Regions from separate parts of the Mus musculus genome. Here region 2 is linked to region 1. A link is a loop called in an ENCODE intact Hi-C map of the cell type or tissue named here. Cell type or tissue: left cerebral cortex. All regions are shown on one strand.

Region 1 (8,000 bases):
ATCATCTTTTCAGACTATTAATCTCTTAATAACTAAACAATTGGATATCTGTGGCATATTCGGGTTTTCTCTGAACTCATAGATAAAATTGTGTGCATTTATCATGTATTTTTAAGTGTGTGCAACCTTTAAAATAATCTAAGAAATTTCAGCTTCGAGGATAAAGCAATAGTTACCCTTTGGAGAAAGATCATCTTCCCATACAGTCATATAAGGTAGCTTTCCAAGAAATGTTCATCATAAAGTAGTGACATTGTCATGTGAACATCATAGTGTAATGACACAAACTCAGACACCAACACAGACCCGGGTAGTATCACCTAGAGCCAGCACATACACTGTCTGTCACATCATTACAGGGTATATCACTATAGTCTTAGCTCCTGTCTCCATAATGTTGTCTTGCAAAATAAGCTTCTTTTCAATGCTCGTTAGGTCATCCAGCACCTTACGAAATAAGCAAGCAGCCATAGCAAAGCCCATTTTGGAAGTCTGGTCAGAACCTATAAACTCACAGCAACACGAAAATACCCAGCAGCCTCGAGAATGGCCTTACATTTGTGCTTGTTTAAGCCAAGCATCTGGGACAGACCTAAGTCAAACAATATGTGGCTGATAAATTCCATCATTAGAAAAAGAAACAACTCAATTTGGGTTACTCCATGATGTGCAATTCCAAAAGAAATAAGCTTCGCCCTCTGAGGGCTTCCCTAAAACAAACCGTGCAACCCAGAAGGCAGCTGCCTATGTGAGCCTCCATTAACACACTTTCCAAAACCTCAGTCCTACTCTCCAGAGAGAATAAAGCATTCCAGTACGATGCCCAGTCCCATTAAACATTTATCATCACCCAAAGCCAGACGAGGCCTTCCAGAGCAAGCATATTTCTCCCACACTATGGCAGGCTGCACACCCACCAACAGACGAAGCTGTGATGTTTTCTGGCAGGGGGTGCTGGGAGCATCTCCTGGCACAAGAAAGGCAGAGAGGTCTTTATTCTGTCCAGTTACTTCACAGGGAAAACACAGTCACTCACTCTGCTTGTTCTTAAGGGGTTCTAGAACCACCCTGTGGGCCCATGGTTTGAACTTGATGGACTTAAGAAAAACTATAGCTTTAGATGAACCGTTAGAAATGGTAGAGATCTAGAAGGAGAAATGGGCTTTCTTTACAGGAAAACTAGGGGGCAGGGGGACAGTTGGAGCGGGAGTTCTCAAGCTAAGGCAATCTCTAGTTTCAGGGCATGAACTATGTCTGAGACACCAGGATCTTAACTTCTACAGTGGGGCATATTGCCACTACACACACAGAGCACCATGATAAGCCTATATCCCGAGACTGGGCTGTTCTCCCTGGCTGCTTGGTTTATTTCTTCTGAGTCACATATGCAGAATGTTACCTGGATAAAATAAAAGCCCCAGGGGGCTTCTTTTCTGAAGTCTCTTGGAGAATATAATGTACTCCTTTCTGAAGCTCCCATAAAAAGCTCAATATTTTTAGGGAAACTTTGAGATATAATGTGGAACATACTTCCATCCAAAACTATTTGCCACAGAGATAGTAACTGGTAACTGGGTCAATTAAAATCCAACAGCCACAAAATGTCAGATTTTTGTAGAGAAGTTTCCTCCTTGATGAAAACTTTGCATGTTCAGGGGAACTTTGGATGTTTACAACGAGGAAGTAAACTCAAAATAGCTTCAGGAAGTCCCTGAAGCTAACCAGATTCACTAGGTCCCTTCCACTCCCCCCACCCTGAGAGTATATAACGATTAAAGGCTGATGAGAGTCACTCTCAGAGGAGTCCAGTTGCAAACAAGAAGTTCACGAAGTTGAACTTTGATGGTATCCTACTTTGATCTATCATGGACTCCTATTTGGGGTGAATAGCTATACATGTATGTGTTACGTCTTCCCATGAAAAGTCTGCCACACAACAGACACACAGGTCAGAAGAAATCATGGCACATAGAGTCATTAGATAAGATATGTAAAGAGCAGTGTGTCCTAGTTAGGGTTACTATTGCTCTGATGAGACATCTGGAGGCAGAAACATCTGGAAGCAGAAGCTGATGCAAAGGTCACAAAGAGGTGCTGCTCACTGGCTTGCTCAGCCTGCTTTCTTATAGAACCTAGGACCACCAGCCAAGGGATGGCACCACTCACAATGGGATGGGCCTTCCCCCATCAATCACTAATTAAGAAAATGCTTTACAGCTGCATCTTATGAAGGTATTTTTTTTCTCCGTTGGGTTCCCTCCTTTCAGATAACTCTAGCTTGTTTCAAGTTGACATAAAAGTAGCCAGTATACAGGGTATTCCAAAAAGATGACTCATTAGGATCAAGCAGCCACAAGTTGGCATTTAAATGTTCAAACTTTATGTTAATATAATTCAGCATATGGCTGGGCACACTGTGGAATAGTTAAAATAGAATCATTTCTAGACTGGCAGGATGGCTCATGTCCTGATGACTGTCAGCTAGGATGCAGATCAATTAATAGAATAGTAAAACAAAAACTGGCCAACTGCTTCTGAGCCACCATAAGATTTGGCATGAGGCTCCAGCTTGGCCGGTGGCAGTCCCTCTCCTCCTCTGAGCCCATGTAGTGGAGTGTTTTATGGCTACTCGTGCCTGAGTAATATTGAGTGAGGTTGCCACCCAAATCCATAACGGTGATTATGGATGGCTGTGTCCCTACTCCAGGATGTCTATGAGGAAGCCGATACACAAAATCTAATCCCAGAAGGGAGTGGGAAAGCAGTATATTAGAAACAAGAACCTATGATAATACATCATGTATCTGTTTCTACTTGCAGGGTATGATGAAAACCAAAGCGTGTAAAGTTGCGGTCAGTATCAATCAACTGGAGCCTGTAAAAATCTCAATCCTGAGAGACCCAAGAAGGACCACAAGTCCTCACAGCTCTTCTGCTCTTTCACCGGTATTATAAATTTGGGGATATGTAAATACCTTTGAAGACCAATCAGACATGCAAGGAATGTTTTGCTTGTTCCCGAAGATGTAAGAAGTCCCAAGTCCCACCAAGGCTAACATGACCTAGGAGCTCTCAATAAAGGTTTACAGAATGAAAGATGGAGGGGAGGGCTGCTTGTCCAGCCAATGCAGTCCTTCTCCAATGCTGAGCTTCAAGCACAGAATGCCTCACCAAAGGAACTCTCTGGCCAAACACAGAACCAAAACTACTGATGTATCTGAAAATAAAACAAAGTCTCCATCAAATGAGCCTCTCCACTGTAATCTGTTAATAATGGGCATAGGAGAAACTAGAGCGATGTGAAGGCTTAGCTGAAGTCATGGGGTAGGGGGCAGTAGTAGTAGACCCAATCTAGGGCTCAGGTCTCCAACAGTATTTCCCAAGTCCATACCCGGCGTCTATCTGGTTTAAACCCGCATAATTTCTACATGTGAGCACCACTCAAGATGAGTCTCCAGAAAATGCTGTTCCGGTTTCCCGGATTCAGAAAGCAGCCATGCTTGAAGCTTCCCTGTGACTTTTTGATTTTATTAAGCCCTCAAATCACAGTTTATCAGCTTAGCAATCTTGAGGCAATATACGATAACACTACCATCAACCTGGTTATAAAAATTCATCTTTCTCTTGATACTTAAGATAAAATTTAGAACCCGAAAGTCTCAGCACAACCTTTTTTTTTTCCTTGCCTTTCTGGGTGTTGAACTCAGGGCCTTGGGCAAAAGCTCTACTACTGATCACTGATCTATAGCTCTCACCCCTGATCTCTCTATATATATCTGTCTATCTCTCTCTCCCGCCCTCTCTCTCATAATTACAAAGCATATTTAAAGCTATCACGACATAATACCTCCCTCATCTAGTTAGATGGTTCATTCAAGGTCAGCTAGTTCATCACAGAGGCTGATCTATTTAAGTTAATTGAAAAGAATGTTATTTGGCATTCCCTCTTCTGATTGGTGCTCTCGAGAACTCAGAGTGCCAAGAGCCAGGGTGGAGACAGAGGAGTTGCTGGAGCTGCTCTCAGAGTCACTAAAGTCGCTGTAGGAAGAATTCATTGGAGTACTGCACTCCCTGTTGTTCACAAAGAAGAAAACAGTGAGTTCTCCCATGAGCTGGCAGGCTGAAATGTGATGATATGGCCCGTCCAGCAAAGCATATGTAGATGCCTGGTTTAAAAAGTGTTCCCTGGGTGAATAACAACACTTAAGGGAATCTCTAAAGTTCACAAGTTTTCCGTCTCAATCTCTTTGCAAAGAGAGCCTTGACTGGCTCAAAGGAACAGCCTAATCAGAGGACAGCTGATTCGTATGTGTACGACCATCATCACACAAGTAAACAAATTAAATGAGATATGGTGTGTAAACTACTCGGCATAGCACGGGGAATAATATGTGATCCGTAGCTGGGTTCATTCACTCAGAGCCAAGCATCTAGGTTTGGTTGGGAGTTCTCGGACCTTTTGCAATCTAGGACCTAATTTGTGAGCAGATGCAGAATGCTCTGAAAGTGAGTAAAGAAAATAGATGCAAAGTTCTCCACCTTGTAAGGACACACACACTTCAGTGTGAGCGCACTTCAGACACTTTGCCAGCTATATCTACCAGCCCTCCAAAGAGCATACCCCATAGCCTCTTAATAATAATGGCTTTTGTCATTTCAAGAGATTTGCTTCTGAGAAACAGCATCGCTCCAACTGCCCCCTGGTGAGCAATCCAGGAGTGATAGCATAGTCTCTGTGTTGTTGGGATATAATTTTTAAATAAGAAACTGCCACCAAGTGTAACTGTAATTTTTCTGAGCTCTAAGTTGAAGTTTGAGGCGCCCGGGCTGACTCTCCCATCTGGTTAATTACTATAATTAAACCTTACAAGGTTGGGGTTTTTTTTGTATGCAAAAACCATGCACACACACACACACACACACACACACACAATTCTTTTAAAACAGGTTGTCCATAGTTTGAAAAACTCTGCACAGCTCCCCAGGCGTGTTTTTCCTGGAAATAGTATCTTTCTGACATAATTCCCACGACAGTGTGAGAAGGTGGTGCCTAAACCTGTGGGGAAAGTCCACGAGTGGACTTCCAAGGCCAGGCTGCTTGCTATGAGAAAAAAATGGTAAGGAAGAGAGGTGCCACTGGTCTGAAGACTGGAAGCCCACCTGAGATTTTACCCTCCTGAATCTCCAGTTGCCCCCTTTCAGCACCTATGATGCAGGAAAAGCGACACGTGCACGCCACTGCCTATATGATTTGCGACTGGGCAGGTGAACTCTTCCTGCAGCTGGATGAATAATGAATGGAGCCGGGAGTGGAAGCAGAAAGTCCAGAGCCCAGCCGTGGATGAAGTTGTCTCTCTCCCAGCCTGCCACCTTCCCCCTCTGCAAATGCTAACCCAGCCACTGTCCCCGCGGCTCTGAGCAGGTGGGAGCTCTCAGCGCGCCTAGGGGCGCGGGGGGGGGGGCGGGGCGGGGGGAAGCAGCACCAGACTCAACATGTCACACACACACACACACCCCTCATCAGATTTACTGATGTATTATCTGAGCTGAGATTACGAAAGCTATCCTGATGACAACACTCAAGTCTCCTTTCTCTCCCCAAGCTCTTGAAGAAGTGGACTGGAACACCCCCCCCCCCCCCGCGCGCGCGCGCAATGAAAACCTAGGGAGAAGAGAAGTGCATACATGCTCTTTGACCACTTTTTGTTCCTTGAGAAGCAGGCAGCCTCGTGCTCTCGCTCCCGAGTAAAATTTATTTCATTACAACTGAAATCTCAACATCCAGAATACTACTTATAAAATCTTAAGTGGTCTTTAAGGGGAGGGGGGGCGAGTTACTGGGGCGAGGAAAGCAAAATAGAACAGTGGAGCTTGGGTGAGGATTTTATTCCACAAAAGTGAGAGCAACTGCTCGCTTCTCACCTAGGTTCCGAGTAGTTGCTTTTCCTTGAGGAGTAGGGTAGAAGTGGAAGGAAGATTCATCCGGGTTCAGAAATATCACCTCAAAAGGCCACCCACCCGCAAAAAGCAAAGAGGAGGCCGTGGCCGGGCTGAGGTTTGACCGCAAGAGAAACCAGGAGTGGGGATTTCAGCTGAAAAGGAAATCCACTCCGTGTCCACCTATCGCCTCAAATCAAAACTTCCACCCAACAACCCACAGCACTAAACCCGGCTGAGTGTCTTAAACTGCACAGTCGAACTCACACGGGGTTCCGCTCTTTTTTACCTTCACAATTAGGCAATACTGCAAATTCCGCCAGCGCTAGGGCCACCCCGAGCCACGCTTTGAGGACACCCATCGCCGCCGCGGCACTCTCGCAGGAAGATCCCAGCCTTCAGCATCCAAGAACCTGCTCTCTGCCAAACCTCAGGCTGTGGCGCCGGCGCCGGGAACCGGGACGCACAGACACTGGGGAAGCGCTGGCTGCTGGGCCGGGAGCCGAGGTTGGCCGGGTGGACCGCAGAAGGATGCGGCCGACAGTAACACTCAGTCAGCCCCGAGGCTCACTGGGTTCTCCAGCAGAGCGGCCACCAACGTGAGCCGAGGCTGCGAGGAGGAGGCAAAGCTCAGATCGCCGCCAAGACTAGCAGGAAAGTTGCAGGTCAGCGGCTGCTGGGATTCCGCAGCATTGCCTCGGGCTAGACCAGTTCCTCCGGAGGTCCCCAACTGGCGAGCTGCAGGAGCAGGTTCCTCCTCGGCAGCTTTTCAAAGTTCTCTCGGCACGCCCCCGTCTGTCCGTGTAGCATCGGCCGAGGCGGGTCCCCGCGAACACGCCGGGCCGGGCTACAGCAGCGCTCGGGGAGCTGGGCGGTGCAGGGCCGCTGGTTGCAAACTTTGTGCGGCCCTGCAGGAGCTCCGGGACTCGGGGGCGCTGCAGCCGCACCGCACCACGCCGCCCGGCTGCTGCAGGCGCTTCCAGAGCTCCGCGCGGAAGGCGGCGCGGGGGGCGCTGCTGCCACTTTCTCGCGCCCGCCCCTCGCCGAGAGGAGGAGGGCAGAGGGGCGCGGCTTGCTCCACACCGACGCCCACCTCCCCGCACCGTGCACCCCGAGCTGCGCTGCAGGGCGGAGGTGCGATTACCCAAGTGGAGGTGGAGCCATAATTGTAGATGCAAGGAGGAAAGAGAGAGGCTGGAAAAGACCCCTCCGAACTCAATGCTCCCCAGATGAGGGGCCTGGAAACGCACAGGATAAGTCCCCGAGTGGATCCTCGCATTTAAAGCACGCACGCTCCGCCTTCCTCAGCCTCTCTCGCCTCCTTCCTCTCTCCTTTGCTGGGTGTGAAAATGGACTCAGAGACTACGAGCTTTGGCAAAGATTCCAGAGAGTCACGTGGGGAAGGGGAGCCGCGGTGAGGGGGTGGGGGAAGGCGAGAGAGCAACCTGATCCCCTTATTCATCCTGCAGGAGTTGCATTGGCTTTGTCTGAGGCGGGATCAAAAGTGGTCACACCGAGGGCGGGTGGAAACAGGAGGTTAGGTCTCCATTCAGACACTGTTGAGGGTACCACAGGAGAGGCTAGTTGGGGACAGGGTGCTCACACCCAAGTCCTAACTGCTACTTCTCCACCTCTCGTCATGCCCACTGCTGCTGAACACAGAGCCTGAAGCAGAGCTGACTGGCCATCTTCGCATTTTGGACCCTCAGGGGTTTTCCCTGCAACCTAGCAGTCTTGGGGCACGTGTGTTCTAGGTTGAGATTCCCACGGTGAGTGCACCTTTACAGCTTCCTAAAAGATGAAAACACCACACAGTCTGGGTGAGTCCAGCTGCGCCTCCAAATGTCAAAGACTGGGAAGCCAATGTCAGGGCAAAAGCATCCTGGTGTGCACACTGGAGGTAGTTGAGGGATAGGGTGGGGTCTGGTTTCCAGCCAGTACTGAGTGATAGCTATTTTTAGAGGACTAAATAAAAATAGCTGGTCCAGGTTTGATCATTTTGTAACTGGGGATGGTTACACGGGAGAGATACAGACTGGGTTTCGAAGGCCAGACAGAAAAGA
Region 2 (8,000 bases), 210 kb before region 1:
TATCACCATTTCACAAGTCAGAGATTGAAAGGCAGATGGGATGGGTTAATCTGTGCTTTTGTCACATGTCCACATCTCTTGGAGGTTGATCTCTTTCTGCCTGGCACAAGGAGGATGGATTGGGCTGGCTATCATGACCGTATGACCATGAAAAGTAGACTGGACAGTGATCAATTCACCTTTAAGCCCGTGACATCAAAACAAAGGTGGGTCTGCTTGGGCTAGCATGGGTCTCTGCTCCATTATACTAGGGAAGTGGTCTGGGATGAATGATATTTGAGACTTAGGGAGATGTCCCAACTGGACTTGATTCCCCTCTCCACATAGCTGTGAGTCTTAAGCAGGGGGCTGGGTCAGGATAGACTGAATAGTCCGAGTCTAACAAGCCATCAGGGCCATTAGAGGAGATCCCACTTGTTTAAAACAATACATAAATGCCTAAGGTGAAGTGAATGTCAGAAGTCCTGCACATACTCAATGAGCAAAAGATGCATTAGTTATCAGTGCTAGGATCTGAACACAGAGGGAGATAAAGGGGGCATCCCAGCCCAGCATGGCACTTACCAACGCAGGTCCCCTGCCTGTTGTAGAAGCCATTGCCACAGGTGTTCTCACAGCTGCTATCTCTCAGCACTTGCAGTGGGTCTCTGCAGGCCATACAGTGCTTCTCTGTGGGACCCCAGCAACCTGCACAGGACTCATGACAGACTGTAGAAAAGCACCAAAGTCAGTGACCCAGCCTGTCACAGAAGAGACTATCTGTCTCTCACACTCCAAGATTAAGAATCTACAGGAAGATATAAGCTGGTTCCAGGGCTCCTGAAATGCTAGGTTTGACCCTAAAAGAAATAAACACCATGTCCCTCAAAGAGAGAGGCAGGGAGGGGGAAGGGGAGGGGGAGGGGGAGGGGAGGGGAGGGGGAGGGGGAGGGAGAGGGAGAGAGGGAGAGGGAGAGGGAGAGAAAGAGAGAGAGAGAGAGAGAGAGAGAGAGAGCGAGAGCAAGACAATCTCTGAGAGTCAGAAGTACTACTTTAGTGAGCTTTTGCTAAGGGCTAAGGGCTCTGAAACAGGAAATTGATGGCTTTAAAGTAATGGGAGTCACGGGAAAGGAAATCATAATTTTCTGGGCAAAGATGGTCTGACTAATGAAATGCCATGGCTTTCATTCCTTGCCCTGTCTGCCCTAATCACTACAGTATGTGCAGGCTCCGGAGGCTCCTTCCACCTCCACTAGCTTCTTAAGAATGAGTTGAGGGGTAACATCATTGGCTACCCTTGATTGATACATTCAATTTTATCTCTCTCCTTTTCCTCCTCCCATCTCCCTATCACTCCCTACCACTCCCTACCACAGTGCCCCTCCATCTTCCCTCACAAGTCTTGTCTCTTCTCCCCCACATCACTGGTCCACATTGTATCCCCAGGACTCCCAAAGTTTACACTTCTTTCATGCTTTCTGAGTCTATGTGGAGGCTGTTCCCAGAAAAGAGGTAGTCTCTAAAGATTTTGTTGTCTTCTTTCTCTTCTAGCATTTTCTCTTTTATAATCATTTGTGTATCTTCTTTACTTTAGCCCTTCTGCAAAAGGAGGCTTGCCCTTCACAGCAGAACACTGTGCGACTTGGTTAGCTGCTTGTTTTGATACCCCTACTGTGATTTGGTTAACACATCGTCCTCGTTTTTATAGCATTTCCTTCACAATGGAGTACAATCTATTTTCCAGAAGCATTGATTCTGATCAACAAAATTGGCGGAGAAAATGAATGCATTTGCTGCCTACAAGTGATTGGGTAATCATACCTTAGCGATTTAATTAAGTATTTGTTTAGGAGCAGAAGAAAAGATACCTACATCGCAAACTTCAGAATCTAATCCCCCTCTCAGTTCTAAATTGCACAAGAAAGTCTTAATTTCAGACATTTTTTTCTCTCTGGTGGATTTAAAGATAATTACTAATTGCATTAATAGCCAGGAATACTGCAGTAGAGGGACAGGGGTGGGGGACGGGGGTGGGACCCACTTTAGTAGAGCTGAAAGAGGGTGAGCATCCAGCTATGGGGGGGGGGGGCAACCAGAGACAATCTCAAGCAATGTCTTTGGAGGTGGAACATAGAGTGTGGGAAACTGGGTCTACCCTTGTGTTTATAGCTTCTGGGCCTCTGTAGTACATAGTAGGACAACTTGTGGCCTTGGACATCATTGCACAGAAGTGGGATTTTTTTCCCCTAATTGTATTGTGAAGTGATGGAAGGATCATGCAAGAGTGATACAAGATGTGATTTAAATTTGCAAAACTCTCATGAGTGTCCTGGAGAAAGGAGGTGAGTTTGTATAGGTTATCAAGGCTACCACTATGCAGTGTATCCTGTGGTCCAGTTGAAAGATTGCAGTGGCTTAGGCTAGGGGATAGGAAGAGAGAGAATGAGCAAAATTCTCTGTGTTGTTATCAAGTTCTGTCTTAACACTGTATGCTTCATGCAGACCTTCCTACCTTGTTGACTGTGTCTGAGCACACTGGTTGTGTTTTCCAGACATCTCCTGAGTGACTTCATTCATACTTAACTCCTTCATCTATATTTTATAAAGGTCACACACAAATCCTCATCATACTTACAGTGAGACTCTGATACTATATCACAACTGTGAATGGAAGCAAGGACCATTTCCGAAACAATTCTACCCTATACACAAGAAATGCCACTCAGTGACCCTTGATTACTGACTGTAGCCATCACCTGAAATATCTCTCATCTTTCATGAAGTTTTCTCTTCATTCTGAATTGATACAAAGACATTACCTAACACATCCATCAAACACAAAGCCCAGCATCTTTTCCAAGATGGCCTGTCAAGTAGCTCTACTAACCTACATAAGAAGCTGCTGCTACATTCCAGATGCTGTGCTGTGGAGGCCTATGAGGCCTTCCTACCTAGACCCACATAAGCCACATTGCCTGAGGCCTAGACCAAAAAATAGATGATATATTGCATCCATTGAATTCACTGGAGTACTACAAAAATTCCACTGGGTAGTGCCAAGGGAAAGATTATTTAGAAAGTAAGAGTACAAAGATCCCACAGGTCAGAGCATAGCATTCACATGGCCTTGGCCCTCATGTTATAGAAGACTTGTAGCAAGTATCCTGATTGGTGGGATTTTCTTTTCAACGGATTGATAACTGATATGGAAGAGTCCAGTCCACTGGGGATAATGTCACCTCTGAATAGGTAGTCCTGAGATATATAAGAAAGAAAGCTGATAGGTGCAACATTATGAACTAACCAGTACTCCGGAGCTCTTGACTCTAGCTGCATATATATATCAAAAGATGGCCTAGTCGGCCATCACTGGAAAGAGAGGCCCATTGGACTTGCAAACTTTATATGCCCCAGTACAGGGGAACTCCAGGGCCAAAAAATGGGAATGGGTGGGTAGAGGAGTGGGGGGGCGGGAAGGGTGTGGGGGACTTTTGGAATAGCATTGGAAATGTAATTGAGGAAAATACGTATATAAAAAAAAAAAGAATAGCCAAATGGCCCCTTCTAAAAAAAAAGAAAGAAAGAAAGAAAGAAAGAAAGAAAGAAAGAAAGAAAGAAAGCTGAGCAAGCCAACGACTGTCAGCCAGTAAACAGCCTTCCTCCATCTCCTCTGCTTCAGTTCCTGCCTTCAGGTTCCTGCCTTGAGTTGCTGCCCTGACTTCCCTCGGTGGGCTCAGACTAGATACATAAGCAAAATAAACTCCATTCTTCCTCAAGCTGCATTTGGTCATGGTGCTTTACCACTGCCGTAGAAACCCAAGACAGCAGGGCAGTGGGAGGATGAATTTCACTGGCAGAGTTCCCTGCAGCAGTTTGTCCTAACTACTCCAATATTATCTTCCTCCTTCAAGGAGCAGTCACTTCCCAAGTGGGGACCGAGCTTTAGTTATTTTAAGCCCCTAGTGCTCACACTGGTGTCTAGCGCTCATCAAATGTGTGCTAAATGAGAACACACAGGTTTTTATTCATTACAGGAAAACCATGCCACCAGCCACCTTTTGCATAGAAACGGCAAAGGTACGAGCTTTTAAATGCCCTAACATTGAGGATATAAAATTTACTTTCTAAATGCTAAAAACTCAGGTGTGTTTTTGATGATGAATACACATGATACACTGATACCTACTATTAAGTGTAACAGTGATCCCTGCTGGCCCTCCTCACTTCTCCATATCAAAGGAACTGCATCTTTGGTGGCCAGGCATAGTGTCACACTGAGCTGTCATTCCTTGGTATGACACACACCTGCTGTGATTTACAACTGATTCCTAATTTCCAGCACTGAAAGTATGCAACTCCCTGCTATCTCCTCTTGCAGGCTTGGTTTACATGTGGCTTGTACTCCACTTGGGTTATTAAGAAGAGGAAAAGGTCACTGGCTCGCTGACTTTTCAGCCTGATGTTGCTTAGTGATGCATTTCAGATCATTGAGGGTAGGAATTGTATATTGTGAATATTACAGTAATAAATTTTTGAAAGGGTGAACGAGGCAAAGTTGTCTTCTTATCTCACACACAGTAGATCATTTATCTGGAAGGCCCATGACTTTTCTGGGGCATAATAGGGCATGTGTTGGTTCGTCAAACAATTCATTTCAAAAAATGAAAAGAATGGATAAATGTCCTTCTTTTTGCCAGCTTTATAAGGAAACTCTATTCTAAAGATAAAAACTTCTTTTGTTCTTGCTAAAATAGAAGTAGAAGATTTTTAGAAACTTTTCAACCTATGCTTCTCTAGGAATAAATTGCAGATCTCCTTGAGAGTTAAAAGCCCTTCCTGCAGGCAACTTCTTGTTTCTAGCAAACCTTTCCAGATGGTAGGCAGGGGGTCAGATGCTCATAGGCTCAGGCTTGGGAACTGCAGTTTTGCTCCGGGAAAGAAAATCACCCTTGGCTGGCCTTTTCCACCCTCTCTTAAGGTGTCAGAACCTGTATACCATCTTTGATCATCATTGAAGCCAGGTTCAAATTCTAAGTTCACCATAATACTCTGACTGGCAACCACAAGGCACCAGCCCTAGCTGCATCCCTAAGCAGGTGTGCCACACACTGAGTGAGTTCTCCTGCTCTGTCTTTTATCCATTTTATGGCAAGGTTACATTTCACAAGGACTAGGAAGACCTTGATGTGGATTATTGTCAGGAGCTAGTGGTTTGTTTTTTTTCTCCGTGTGTGTGTGTGTGTGTGTGTGTGTGTGTGTGTGTGTGTGTGTGTGTGTATGTGGTGCATGTGTGTGCATGTGTGAGTGTATATCTCCATACAAACTCATGGAGACCAGAGGAGGACATTGTGTATCCTGCTCTATCACTCTTTACCTTATTAGTTTAATACAGGGTCTTTCACTGAACCTGGAGCTAGGCTGAAGGCCAGGATGTCACCGTCATCCCCCTGTTTTTCTCCGCACATCCACAGATCTGGAATTATAAGCTCATGAACAACTATGCCTGGCTTTTTACATGACTGCTAGGGATTTAAATTTCAATCCTCATGTCTACACATTGAGCATCTTTACAACAAGCCACTTCCCCAAGCTCCAGTGGCTGTATTTTTCAACAAGATACCCTCTGTTTTGTACTTTCATTGTGTTTCTTCTTTTGAGACAAGAGCTCTAGCTCAAACTGGATGTAAACACCCTTGTCAGCTGACCTTGAACTTCAGGCCCCCAAGTTCCTGACCCATAGACGTAAAGCACTGCCACACTTAGTCCATGCAGAGCTAGAGATGGAAGTCAGGGCCTTACTCATGTTCTCTAAGCATCCACTGAGCTATATCCTAGCCCTGTAGGAAGCTCTTGTTGGATAAAAATTTGTTCCTATCTTAAATTCAAGTTCACAGTTCCTTCATTTTCTTTCCCATTTGGTGAGAATAATGTGTGTTGTATTTAATTCTCAAGATACAATGAGATGACAGATTTGGAGAGGCCAACTGTATTCATGTGATCACTGGCTTCAGGGAGACCTGGCAGCTCCTGTCTCTGCTCTGGTCAAAAGCAAAGAAATTTTCACTGAGAGACAGAAGATGGGAAAGAGTCCTGGAGAAGCAGGCTCTCTTGAAAGAAAGGACAAAAATGGAGCCTTGAGGTGTATGTCAGCTGCTGTACAAAGGGGACCCCACCTTTCCCAGGTGCCTCAAGCTCCACACTCTTTTCTTGCAATCTTCCCCCAAGCAACAAGAGCCCCTTGGAAAACCACAGGAAATTGCATGGTGAGTCTCAGATGTCCAGAAGGTCCTTTCTATCCTACTATCTCTCCCTCAGCCCTCAGGTTCCCAAGAGTCTAAGGCTCGCTGCCTAAAAACTCAACATCACACTTATCTGACCCTTATACACCAATCTTAAGATCTTTCCCAGGCTGGGTTTCTACCTTTCACCCATCTCTCTTTCCAGCTTACGAATGCAGACCCCTGAATAAGAACATCTGATTTCCAGGTGTTTTGAAAATGCACAGGTATTTGACAGGGTTCATAAAAACACCAAACAGGTGAAAAGTCCTATGGCCTCACAAATAGCTAAAGATATGCAAACAAAACAGACAAGCACTATCTAGGCAGGGTGGATTAGACTTATATAAGCAACACATATTGGATCTTAGACATGTTGCTTACTGAGGAAATAAGAGAAGGAAGGAAATATCCACCCAAAATTTTTCTGAATTGTAACATGTACCTAGAGCAATGAAAGCATACACACCCCAAAACATGCACCAGATCACATTACAACAGTCACTCTGGAGCTAGGGAAATGGCTCAGTTAGCAAAGTGCTTGCCTTACAATCATGAGGGTCTGCATTGATCCCCAGAATACAAGTAAAAATGGTAGACATGTTGGGGTGTACTGGGAATCCCAGAGCTAGCGGAACCCCTGGGGTTCTCTGTTTAGACAGTCGATTTGATGAGCTCTAGGCTAATGAGGAACCTGTCTCAAAGGACGTGGACAGTGTTCCTGAAGATCACAATCAGGATTCTCTATTGGTCTCTACATGCATGTTTATACACGCACACATGCAAATGAACATGCATGCAAGGACATGGAAAACAATGCCATCATTACTTAGTAGGAAGATGGGAAGGAGAGGACTAGCAATAAGGTAGAACAAAGGGAATGAACTGAGTGGTGGACAGAGAAAGAAACAAGAAAAGAACCTGACCCAGCGCAGTTACCGGAAGTGAGCCATGAAGACTCTTTCAGACTGATTCTTATGATCCAGAAATAAGATTTTTTTTTAAGTTTCCATTTTGCATGAGTCATACAAGCAGGTTGAAGCTGCATTGGGGTACCATGTGCGAACAAAGGCATGACAAGGAGGCACTCCCGTGCATTTCTGGAAGAGTGAATATCAACACTGCTGTTTGAAAGCGAGTCGCATCTATGTGCATCAAAGGCGTAATCGTGATCGTACATACTCAGACCCAGCAATCACCTGTTTATGAGTTTAATTAAAATGATGTGCCACAATTTCTACTGAAGCTGTTTATATCATTGTTATTTATGATGATGGTTAATTAAGAACAAATACTCAACAGCAGAAGGTTGGCTTAGTGAACGACTGACTAGCAAGACAAAGAAAATCGGACAATAGCTTTAAAACCATGAGTTGTAGGGATTAAGAAATGAGATGGGGAAGACGGGCAATGTAGTAGCATGTACCAAGTGATTTTCCTTTGGAAAAATAAATTAGTACATGTATAGACAGACACATATACAGAGAAATGAGCTTATAAATTATGAAGGCAGACATCAAAATGCTAAAAGTAGTGGCTTAAGGGAGTGTGAGCTAGGGGTTTTGTTGACTTTCTATCTTAATTTACATTTTATTGCCTTTATCAAATTAATTTTTTGGAATAAACACAGAGCTATTGGTACTAAAGGGAAAAAATTTCTAAAGGAGAGAGGCTATAATCTGCTTCCCCAAGGCACATAGTAGGTAAATAGCTAATCTTTTAACTATGCTTGGGATATAGCTG

What was found. A loop is a pair of places that touch in the nucleus more often than their neighbours do. Peaks named below come from ENCODE experiments on the same cell type or tissue, not always from the same donor. Only the 100,000 strongest peaks of a DNase experiment are listed, where the experiment ranks them.
Region 2: it touches region 1 in a loop (6-fold over the local background); 3 of 42 quality-filtered maps call a loop at or near these places.

What each region holds. Positions count from the first base shown.
Region 1 is chr5:96,373,112-96,381,111 of GRCm38, reverse strand. Fras1 (Fraser extracellular matrix complex subunit 1) reads right to left here and starts at 7,157. Exons shown (of 74, transcript NM_175473.3): 1 at 6,227-7,157. The coding sequence starts at 6,299. In left cerebral cortex, CTCF peaks have their summits at 4,714 (motif pointing left), 6,714 and 6,913; DNase peaks (open chromatin) are centred at 6,399, 6,684, 7,012, 7,229 and 4 more places; H3K4me3 peaks cover 3,081 bases; H3K27ac peaks cover 1,460 bases.
Region 2 is chr5:96,580,787-96,588,786 of GRCm38, reverse strand. Fras1 (Fraser extracellular matrix complex subunit 1) reads right to left here. Exons shown (of 74, transcript NM_175473.3): 15 at 565-708. Among named protein-coding and RNA genes, the nearest start is that of Gm52781, 120 kb to the left of the region's middle. In left cerebral cortex, a CTCF peak has its summit at 3,937; a DNase peak (open chromatin) is centred at 3,854.